2 separate regions of the Homo sapiens genome follow, and region 2 is linked to region 1. A link is a contact called in ENCODE Hi-C data. All regions are on one chromosome and are shown on one strand. Each heading gives the region's core, a stretch centred on a gene start or an enhancer-like site at or near the end of the contact. The rest is flanking DNA. Distances are from core to core; before and after follow the strand shown.

Evidence for each region. Hi-C counts contacts between places; a loop is a spot of excess contacts on that map. Pooled maps may share reads with other maps.
Region 2: a map with no recorded cell type shows a loop between it and region 1 (4-fold over the local background). The contact joins two enhancer-like sites. A Hi-C loop is called at or near these places in 2 of 37 single-sample maps with no recorded cell type and 3 of 50 pooled maps.

Annotation. Positions count from the first base shown.
Region 1 is chr3:16,822,194-16,826,968 of GRCh38, reverse strand. No RefSeq gene overlaps it. Among named protein-coding and RNA genes, the nearest start is that of PLCL2, 60 kb to the left of the region's middle. Within about 2 kb of position 2,733, at least 3 of the 41 ENCODE cell types and tissues checked have a DNase peak (open chromatin) inside an H3K27ac peak, as active enhancers do.
Region 2 is chr3:17,396,875-17,401,649 of GRCh38, reverse strand. All of the region lies in intron 8 of TBC1D5 (TBC1 domain family member 5), which reads left to right. Among named protein-coding and RNA genes, the nearest start is that of TBC1D5, 340 kb to the left of the region's middle. Within about 2 kb of position 2,474, at least 3 of the 41 ENCODE cell types and tissues checked have a DNase peak (open chromatin) inside an H3K27ac peak, as active enhancers do.

The sequences.
Region 1 (4,775 bases), core at 1,484-3,983:
GTTAACAAAATTAAACTTATGTGTGATTTCTGGTGACTTTTGATCAAATGAAAGTTTCTAAATAAATAGCCTAGCTCCCTAAAAACTTCACATCCTGTCAAAGAAGATAATTTTATTAAATGTGGACTATATAAAAACATCAGATTTAGCACCCACCTGGCATATTTTCTTGGAATTTATTTCAGATAATTTTGTTTTGAAGAACAGGTAGTTCCTCTGTAATTTCAGACTGTCCTTCTGAGAACACATTATCCTGGTGTCTTCTCTTCTTGACTACGCAATTTCTTTGTAACCTTTTATGGCTTTTGTTTTGTCTCTGCCTACGCCTTCCAAAAGTGAGCCAGAATATAAAAATACACAGAAAGTATGCCAAATATTATGAATTCTATGTTTTGAGGTTAAAGATAAAACATAGGCAAGTATCTAAGAGAGAACATTACCATTTATTAGTTTTCCTTTGATCATCCTTATCTTTACATGAAAATTTTGACTAAGCCCGAGTCTATAAGATTTCGCCCCTGCCTTACAGGTTTTAAGATCCCATGGATAAAGGTATTTCGACTTCTGGAAGGGACTATGATCAGATTTCCCCATAGTCTATAGCGGCCAGGCAGGTAAGTAAACAATGACATTGGCCAGGTGAGGAATGGAAACCTGGGGAGAGTATGTCCCATCTAAAGAGAGTGGATGGCTCTCAACTCCAGCCCATGGTTGTCCTATGGGACCCAATGTGGCAAGAACATCTCTTCCAATTTTTCAAAAGAAGCTGGAAATCTAGATTTTTATGTAAATGATTCCAATTGTTTAATGTTCACAATTAATTCAAAAAATTTGAAAGCACTGTGGGGCCAAGAAAAGCATGTCTCTTGGCTGAACTGAGATGTGACTTTGAATGGAATCCAACTCTCTTAATTTTACCGAAGAGGTGGCCAAGCGCAGAGGGAAGTGAAGTTACTCACTAACGTTCCAGGGCTGGTTTGGGGGAGGAACTGGGACCAGATACCATTCCCCTTGCAGCCCCATCCTCTTTCCTCAGCTTTTTAGTCCATCTAATGAAGCAGCAGACTAATTTAAGACAAGCATATGACGAACCTCCCATTCCCACACATGTGTCAGTAAGCCTTCAACCTGATGGGCTGGACCTTAACCACAAACAGAAGACCCAGCTGACAAACTACACCCACACTCCACTTAATTCAGGCTGGATCCCAGCTCTTGACCTTTTTTTGGGTGGATATGGGAAAGGAAAAGTTGGAAATTTTACCCTCGGTCTGTGGGAGGAATGGGAAAGTTTGCACTTTCTGGTAGAAATTTTTTAAAACCACTAATTATAAATGTGGCATTGCTTGGTAAGATCTTTTTCTCGGCTTCCCAGAAAACAGATACAGGGCCTCCATCCCCGGCTCCATGGCTACTTTACAGTAAGAGGCTTTGCCAGGAACTTGCGTTTTTCATGTAGTGACAGGAAATGAACCTGTTGGCTAAGAGTATTAACTCTGGAGCAAGATGGCCTGGGTTCAAATCCACACTCTGAAATTTATCAGCCATGTGTTCTTGCAGAGACTTTGCTGTGCCTCTGTCTCATCACCTGTAAAATGGGAACAATGTCAGCATCTCTCTTATAAGATTGTTGTGATAATTAAATGGATTAATACACGCAAAAAAGCACTCAGCACCATGTATGTCAGCTGCACCTTGGAATCTCCTGGGGGGAGCTTTCCAAAAATATGGATGCTTGGGTCCCACTTCTAGAGATTCTGGTTTAACAGGTCTGAGGTATGTCCTGGACATCAGAGTTTTTAAAATCTTGGCAGGTGATTCCAATGTGCAGACAAAGCTGAGAGCATTGAATATAAATGCTTATTAAATAAATGATGGCCCTCTGAGTGAATGAATTTCAAAGAAATTCAGATGCTCTCTTCTGCACGTAAGCATACATTTTGTAACTTCTTTATGACATTTTCTATGTGGTCGTCTTTCGGTGGCATTCAGCATGGAAGGCCAAAAGATCCTGGGCAAATTTGCAAAGAAGGTCAAATGCTTCTGGAAACCTCCCCATCTTCCCTGCCCTCTTCTCTCACCTCTGCCCCTGGCTTCAGGAAATTCAGGTGGCCCCTAGAGGCTCTGATTCAGCTGGGTAATGAAAGACAAATGGTGAAAATTCCATAAGGCACATAGGTATTTGTAAATCCAAATAACCTTTAACTAGTGGAATAAGCCTGTGGAGGTGTGTTACATGGGAGTATCTAGTGGAGACTGGAGAGGCACATCTTCTCCATCTCCCCAACTCTTGCCATTTCCAATGACCCAAGTCAATAGGTGAACTGGGGCCGCCAATGTGGCTCCCTAGCATCAAAAGACAGTACCTCTGAAATTAATCTCATCTGAGATGCTGGCAGATTGAGTTCAAAATATTGCTGATATAGTGAGTAGTTATCAATTGAGTGTGTCACATCCTACAGATGTAACATAGTATGCTCTCAAATTAAAATGGAATCCTTTTGACTTCCCTCTCTCACAGAAGCCTTGCTGTCTGTAAGCCTTGTAAGTCACCTGTCCCAACATCTTCAGTTTTGTTAGTGATCAGAATCTCTAATGCCCCTGGAGTGAGGGTGGGGAGACGGCAGATGGTAAAGGCAAATAAGATAGAAGGTCTGCCCTGAAACAGGAAATTGAGGAGAAGGCTTTTAAACCAACTGAAACCTTGATGAGGGGGTGGTAGCATCTGTGGTTTGAAGCACAGATTACCCAAGTTCCTTTGTTAGTGTACCTGGCATTTTTTCATAAGCCTCCATGTTTCCCCTCGGCTTGGTATCTTATTTAGTAAGCACGCTACTGAACACATCTGTTCTCACAATAGGAATTAGAATCAAAAGGCTTCCTCGGTGATTCTGGAATTTGTCACCAGAAAAAGAAGAAAGTTCATTGACCAAAGGTAGTCATTGCACACCTGCAACCTGAAACATCATGGAAGCTCTTGTACTCCAGCCACCAGGCTGTGGGGCTCGCCCTGAGAGGCCTGGGCCACCAGCTACAACTATTCCCTTTCTGCCCTGAGCTGTCAGGATTTCTGCCAATGATTCCACTTGTATGAGCTATCTATAATAAACTCACAGAAGCATAGAATACAATAGTGGTTTCCAGGGGTTGGGGACTGGGAAAGTGGAGAGTTGTTGTTCGATGGGTGTAAAATTTTAGTTCTGCTCGATGATTAAGTTCTAGGGATCTATTGCACAGCATAGCGCCTATAATTTACAATACTGTATTAGACACTTCAAATTTTGATAAGAGGGAAGATCTCATGTTAAATGTTCTTAACACACACACACACACACACACACACCCCAAAAACAAAAGGACACAAGGGAACTTTGGGAGGTGATGGATGTGACTATTATTTTGATCACAGTGATGGTATCACGGGTTTTTGCATATGTCTAAACTCATCAAATTCTGCACATTACATATCTGTAATTCTTTGCATACCACTTATACTTCAGTAAAACTATTAAAAATATTTCTGGCATTGTAAAAAAAAATAACAACAACCATAATTGTAGCTACCACTTGCATAGGGATAACTATCCTAAGGCCTAACTGCTCTCCGTTAACTAGCAGGTCCAATCCTCTTAACAACCCTATGAGGTAAGTAGCTTCATTTTCCAAACGAGGAAACTGAGACACAGAGAAGTTAAGTGACATGCCTAAAGTCACACAGCTAGAAAATGACAGAGCTTGGAATTGGGCAGCCAGTTCAGTTCTGGCTGCACTGCCCTCCCAGAAAGTGCCTAGCCTGGCACAACAAACCTTTTGTTAGGTTATATGGTCAGGGACTCTATTTCAAAAGCTCCCTTTTTTAAATAAACCCCCAATAAGCACCACCCTTCTGCCACCTCCCTCTCAACTCTTCCTCAAGTTAGAACATCTAAGCTACTTCCCAGGAGGTCCCTCAGCTGCCCTCATCCTACACTGCCTTCTTCTACTCATAGTTCCTCTTCAATGTTTCAGAGAACCAGGGTTCTCCTATATCCCAAGATGAATTTTAAATCACTCTTCCCATCAGTCCTCCTTGGAGAAGCAACATCTCCCATCATCTGTATATTCCATTTCGCTCTGTCCTTCTCTGGTGCCCACAAAACTGCAGGCATCTCATGGAGCAGAGCACAGGCTCAGGGCCAGGCTATCTAGGTTTGAATCCTGGACCCAGACTTTCTCATTGTGTGATTTTAAGCAAGTCACTTAACTACTCTGTATCATCTGTAACTTGGGAATAATAAGAATACCCATTCAGCGGAATTGCTATGAAGATTTAGTAAGTTAATGCAATCAAAGGCTTAGGACAGCGCCAGGCGCACAGTAAGTGCTCTAAATGCCACTGTTATGATTTGTATCTCCTCTACTTGAATACATGTCAATTGGCCCCATTGCTCTGTGAAGTTACTTCCCCACTTCCTTCTTTGATCTTAGTGACCAGGTCACTCTCCAACTCAAAATCCTTCAATGGCTCCCCATTGTTTACCCAATAAGATGAGATCACATTAGCTTGGGCTTCAAGGCCTGCCTCTTCCTATATGTGGATTGCTTCCTCCCTCCTTTCCTGCCTGACCCATCCATACCCACCCTTCAAGGCCCAGTTTCCATGATATCTCATACAAAAAAACCTTCTATGATCACCCCCTCAGAAATCCCTGCTTCCTTTTTGGAGCCCATACTTCTGTCCTGCATGGTTCCACCTCACTGTCCTGCACATCTCAAGAACAACCATCTATTATGTG
Region 2 (4,775 bases), core at 1,225-3,724, 570 kb before region 1:
GGTGCCGAGTCACAGAGTCAGAGGCCATGGGGGCCAGATTGACTTAAAGAAATAGCAAACAAGAAAGGGGGAAAATAAACCTCTGATAGCCACACCAAACAGGCAGTGATACTGGGAATTTTTTCATCATTTTAGTTACGTAGTTCGAACATTTCTGCTTTGTTATGTAAGAAAGTGTTAGTTCTTGAAAACTTCTATATTTTCTGTTTTTTTCTTACAAAAATGCAAGATATATACACAGATACATATATACATATACATATACATATACATATGTATATTATACACATACATATATATGTATATTATACATATATGTATATTATACACATACATATATATGTGTATTATACACATACATATATATGTGTATTATACACATACATATATATGTATATTATACACATACATGTGTGTGTGTGTATGTACACACACATACAGTGTTTTTCTTAAAATGTATCTCTACTAGTTGATTTTAATTAAAATGGCAAACCAGTGACCCAAAGAAGGTAGCTAGGAGGCCCTATAGTTGATAGAATAGTAGGGAAATGTATTAGCGTTCTCTAGAGGGACAGAACTGTTAGGAAAGATGTATATATAAAGGGGAGTTTATTAAGGAGTATTGACTCACATGATCATGGTGAAGTCCCACAATAGGCCATCTGCAAGCTGACAAGCAAGGAAGCCAGTCCGAGTCCCAACACCTTAAAAGTAGGGAAGCCGACAGTGCAGCCTTCAGTCTATGGCTGAAGGCCCCAAGAGCCCCTGGCAAACTGCTGGTGTAAGTCCAAGAGTCCAAAACCTGAAGAACTTGGAGTCTGATGTTCGAGGGCAGGAAGCATCCACCGTGGGAGAAAGATGAAGGCTGGAAGATTCAGCAAGCCTGCTCTTTCCACCTTCTTCTGCCTGCTTTATTCTAGCCACACTGGCAGCTGATTAGATGGTGCCCATCCAGAGTGAGGATGGGGCTGCCTCTCTGAGTCCACTGACTCAAATTTTAATCTCCTTTGGCAACACCCTCACAGACACACCCAGGAACAATACTTTGCATCCCTCAGTCCAATCAAGTTGACACTCAATATTAACCATCACAGGAGGGTTCCATATCTTATTCTCTTGAAGACTCTCCCATGGCTCTCTCCACATTTAGATTAAGTCTCCTTGTCATTTCTATATAAATTTTCTGGCAAATACTTAGCTTGTGAGGTAAGGCGGTTAGTCTTATTTTAAGTCCACCAAATTATTTAATTGTAAAAGCTGAATAGCTTGTATAAATTTAGTTTACATCTTTATAAGGTACTATATGATCTAAAATATATGATTTTCATTTCAGTCTATGAGGAATTTCCTAATAATATAAAAGAAGTACAGCCCAGATAAGGTTATAAAGTGTTACTTGTTTTCTAGCTTTGTGATAAGAATTTTTGAAAAAATGTATATTTATGGAGCATCGCTATGTTCCATAATTGCCCTTTGCACTGTGGGGGACAGAGTGGAGTGGTGAATAACACAGATAGGATGCTGCCATCACAGGTTGTATATTTTAGTGTGGTGTCGGGGAGAGTGGTGAGACAGTAAGCATGTATAGATAAAGAGAATAATTACAGAGGGTGATCATTTTTCTGAAGAAATAAGGCAGAGTAACTAGATAGCTAGAAGGAGAGTAGCCAGTGGGATGGCTACTTTAGGAATAGTGATTGGAGAAGACATCTTTGAGAAGATGACATTTGAGCTGAGATGTGAAAAAATTTAAAGGCCAGACATCTGAAGAACTAGGGCAAGAACATGTAGACAGAGGGAGTAGCTAGGGCAAGGTTAGTTTCTCAATGAAAATGAGCTCAGTGTTTAGAGGAGCAAAAAGAAGTCAGTTCGGCTAGAGCAAGTGCTTTAGAGAAGGAAATCTGAGAGGAGAGCAAAGGCCAGGACAGTCTTGTAGACCACAGTAAAAAGTAAAGATTTATTCTGATTGCAATAGGAAGCTTTTGGAGGACATTGAGCAGTGGCATGATACCTACAAAGATAATTATGGCTGCTGTGCAGTGGGGCAAAGGTGGATGTAAGAATGGAAGCTGGAAAAGCAACTAGGAGTCTATTGGAGTATTTCAAGTTAGGTAATGTTAGCGATTTATTAGACTAAAAATGTAGTAATAAAGACAGGAGTAGGTAGATGGGTTGGGGATATGTATTTTATGTTTCAAAATACAAATTAGGGGATCATTATGTGTAGTTTTCTCACATTCATAAGTTTCTGTTCCGTTTTTACTGCTCTGTTTCAGATCCTTTTTACCTCCTGCCCACAGTCACTTACTTGTTTAATTGTTTTCTTGGGATCTAGTGTTTTTCCACTTCCAGTCCATTCCATGTGTTAACAGCCTAATCACTCTACTCAAAGCAGATTTATAATCACTCTATTTGCCTAATCCAGAACTTTCTATGACTCCCTGTGCCCTGAAGAAGAATGGACTTACTCAGTTTCTCTAATACATACCCAGTTCCCTTTTAGACAAGTGCTTCTGGCATTATTCAATGAACAGGTTTTGTGCTTTCCATTTTCAATGTTTTGGAATCTTTCATGCTCTCCTCTGCTGGAATGCTGCTTCCCTCTGCTTCCTGTTAGATTCCTAACAGCTAACCATTCAAGGCCTGAGTTCATCACCCAAGTTTATGAAACATTTTCCAGTCTTGGCAATTGGAAATCATTTGTGCCTAGTCTGTGTTCTATAGAATTTTCTTAATAACTTTTTAATATTATTTAATTTTGTTTGGTCTTTTATTTATTTAGGTCCATCTGTCAGTGTATTCAATACATTTATATTGATCTCCTTAGTGTACCAGGCACTAGAGATGCCAAGATAAATGTGATATGGACCCTTAAGAAGCTTACAGAGAAAACAGGAAAAAAAAATTACAATGCAGGATTATTGGTGTCATTAAGAGAAGCAGTATGTACAAGAGCTCTTGTGTTAGCCCAGATCTTACCTTTCAAACCTAGTAGTAAACCCTTTGAAGGCATGGACCTAGTCTTGTTTTTGTCTCACTGGTTATCACCAAGTTGATGCTTAATAAATGATCATTGATTGTGAATCTTATCACTGATGATCAGTGTTGTTCAATTTTAGTAATTATCTCAAACATCTTTAAATTTTCACAGACATAAGCACACTTCAAAAAATAATATTATCAACTTTCTAGTATGAGTTTAAACAAGATAATTTGATTTCATGAGCTGTGATTCTGCCATCATTATTTAATTTATTTGATCTGGATACGTCACTGTATTAAATATTATCTTCCTCTTCAGCCAATTTTAATATTCCTTTATGTCACCCTTTTTTGCCTCAAAGCGTTTTGCAATCATTTCAATTAATTGTTCTTTATCTTAACCTAATGAGGTTGTTACTATTCCCATTTTTATTACTGAAAAAACTGATAATCAAAAGGTAAATCAAGGAATTTCCATTTACAGCATTCTAATTTAGAACTTGAATTGTCTATTCTGAACAAATGTTGCCATGTTTCAAAAGCTGTAACATTAAAAGAAATTCAGTATTATTTAAAATGGTGGAAATAGTGAGTTCACGATAAAATATCATTTCCATATTAGATGCCAAAGAAGTATGTTATTTGGTCTATCAAGGTCTATTCTAAAAATATATATGCAGCATCTATAACATCATTTGCAGATTAACATATTTATAAGCTATTGCCAAATAGTCTCATCTTTTCTTCAAATGTGTTTTCCCTCTCTTGAATTAAATGATTAAATTTCTTTAACTGACTTTTATAATTGTAACTTTGACCATATTTAAAAGTTTATCTGATTGCCTATTGATATGCTGTTATCATCTTCAATATTTGATCTTTTGTATTTCTAGTTATTGTAGTTAACATTTTAGGTAGCTCATTCATAATTTAATTATTCTTTTTCTTACTTGTATCTCCATGGTGAGTTTTTAAAGATGCAGCTTTCTTGGGCCAGGTGTGTTGGCTCATGCCTTCAATCCCAGCACTCTGGGAGGCCAAGGCAGGAGGATCACTTGAGCCCAGGAATTTGAGACCAGCCTGGGCAACATGGCAAAACCGTCTCCACAGAAAACACAGAAATTAGCCATTAGCCAGACATGGTGGCACACACCTGTAGTCCCATCTACTTGGCAGGCTGCAGTTGGGGGATCTCTTGATCCCAGGAGGTTGAGACTGCAGTAAGCTGTGGTCATGCCAGTGCACTCCAGCCTGGGTAAAAGAGTGAGATCCTGTCTTAAAAAAAAGTAACTTTCTCATCTTAATGTTTCCTTTTGTTTATAGTGTATATGTATGCCATGCTTCAAACATAATCTATTTAAGCAAATTTTGTCTTCTCAGTTTTTTAAGTCTTATAATTTGATATTTTGCAAGCAAACTTTGTCTCCTCAATTAAAACACACCTTATTTGATATTTTCTGGATTCATTAATAATTGCTTGCAAGAGAAAAGGAGCAGGTAGGGAAGTAAAAAAAAATTCTTTAAATTCTTTTTTAAAAATTATAGATATGTGCTGTACTGTTTGGTAGATACCAGGCATATGTGGCTGTTTAAATATAAATTTAAATAAAATTAAAAATTTTAGTCATCACAGTAGCTATAGCTGATAATGGCTACTGTATATACTGTACTGGACAACTCTTACAGAGGATACTTCCATTCTTACAGAAAGTTCTTTGGACAGTGCTGTATAGATAATTCATTATTATGCTCGCCCCAGCAGCACAAATATTAAAATTGGAATGATAATTCAT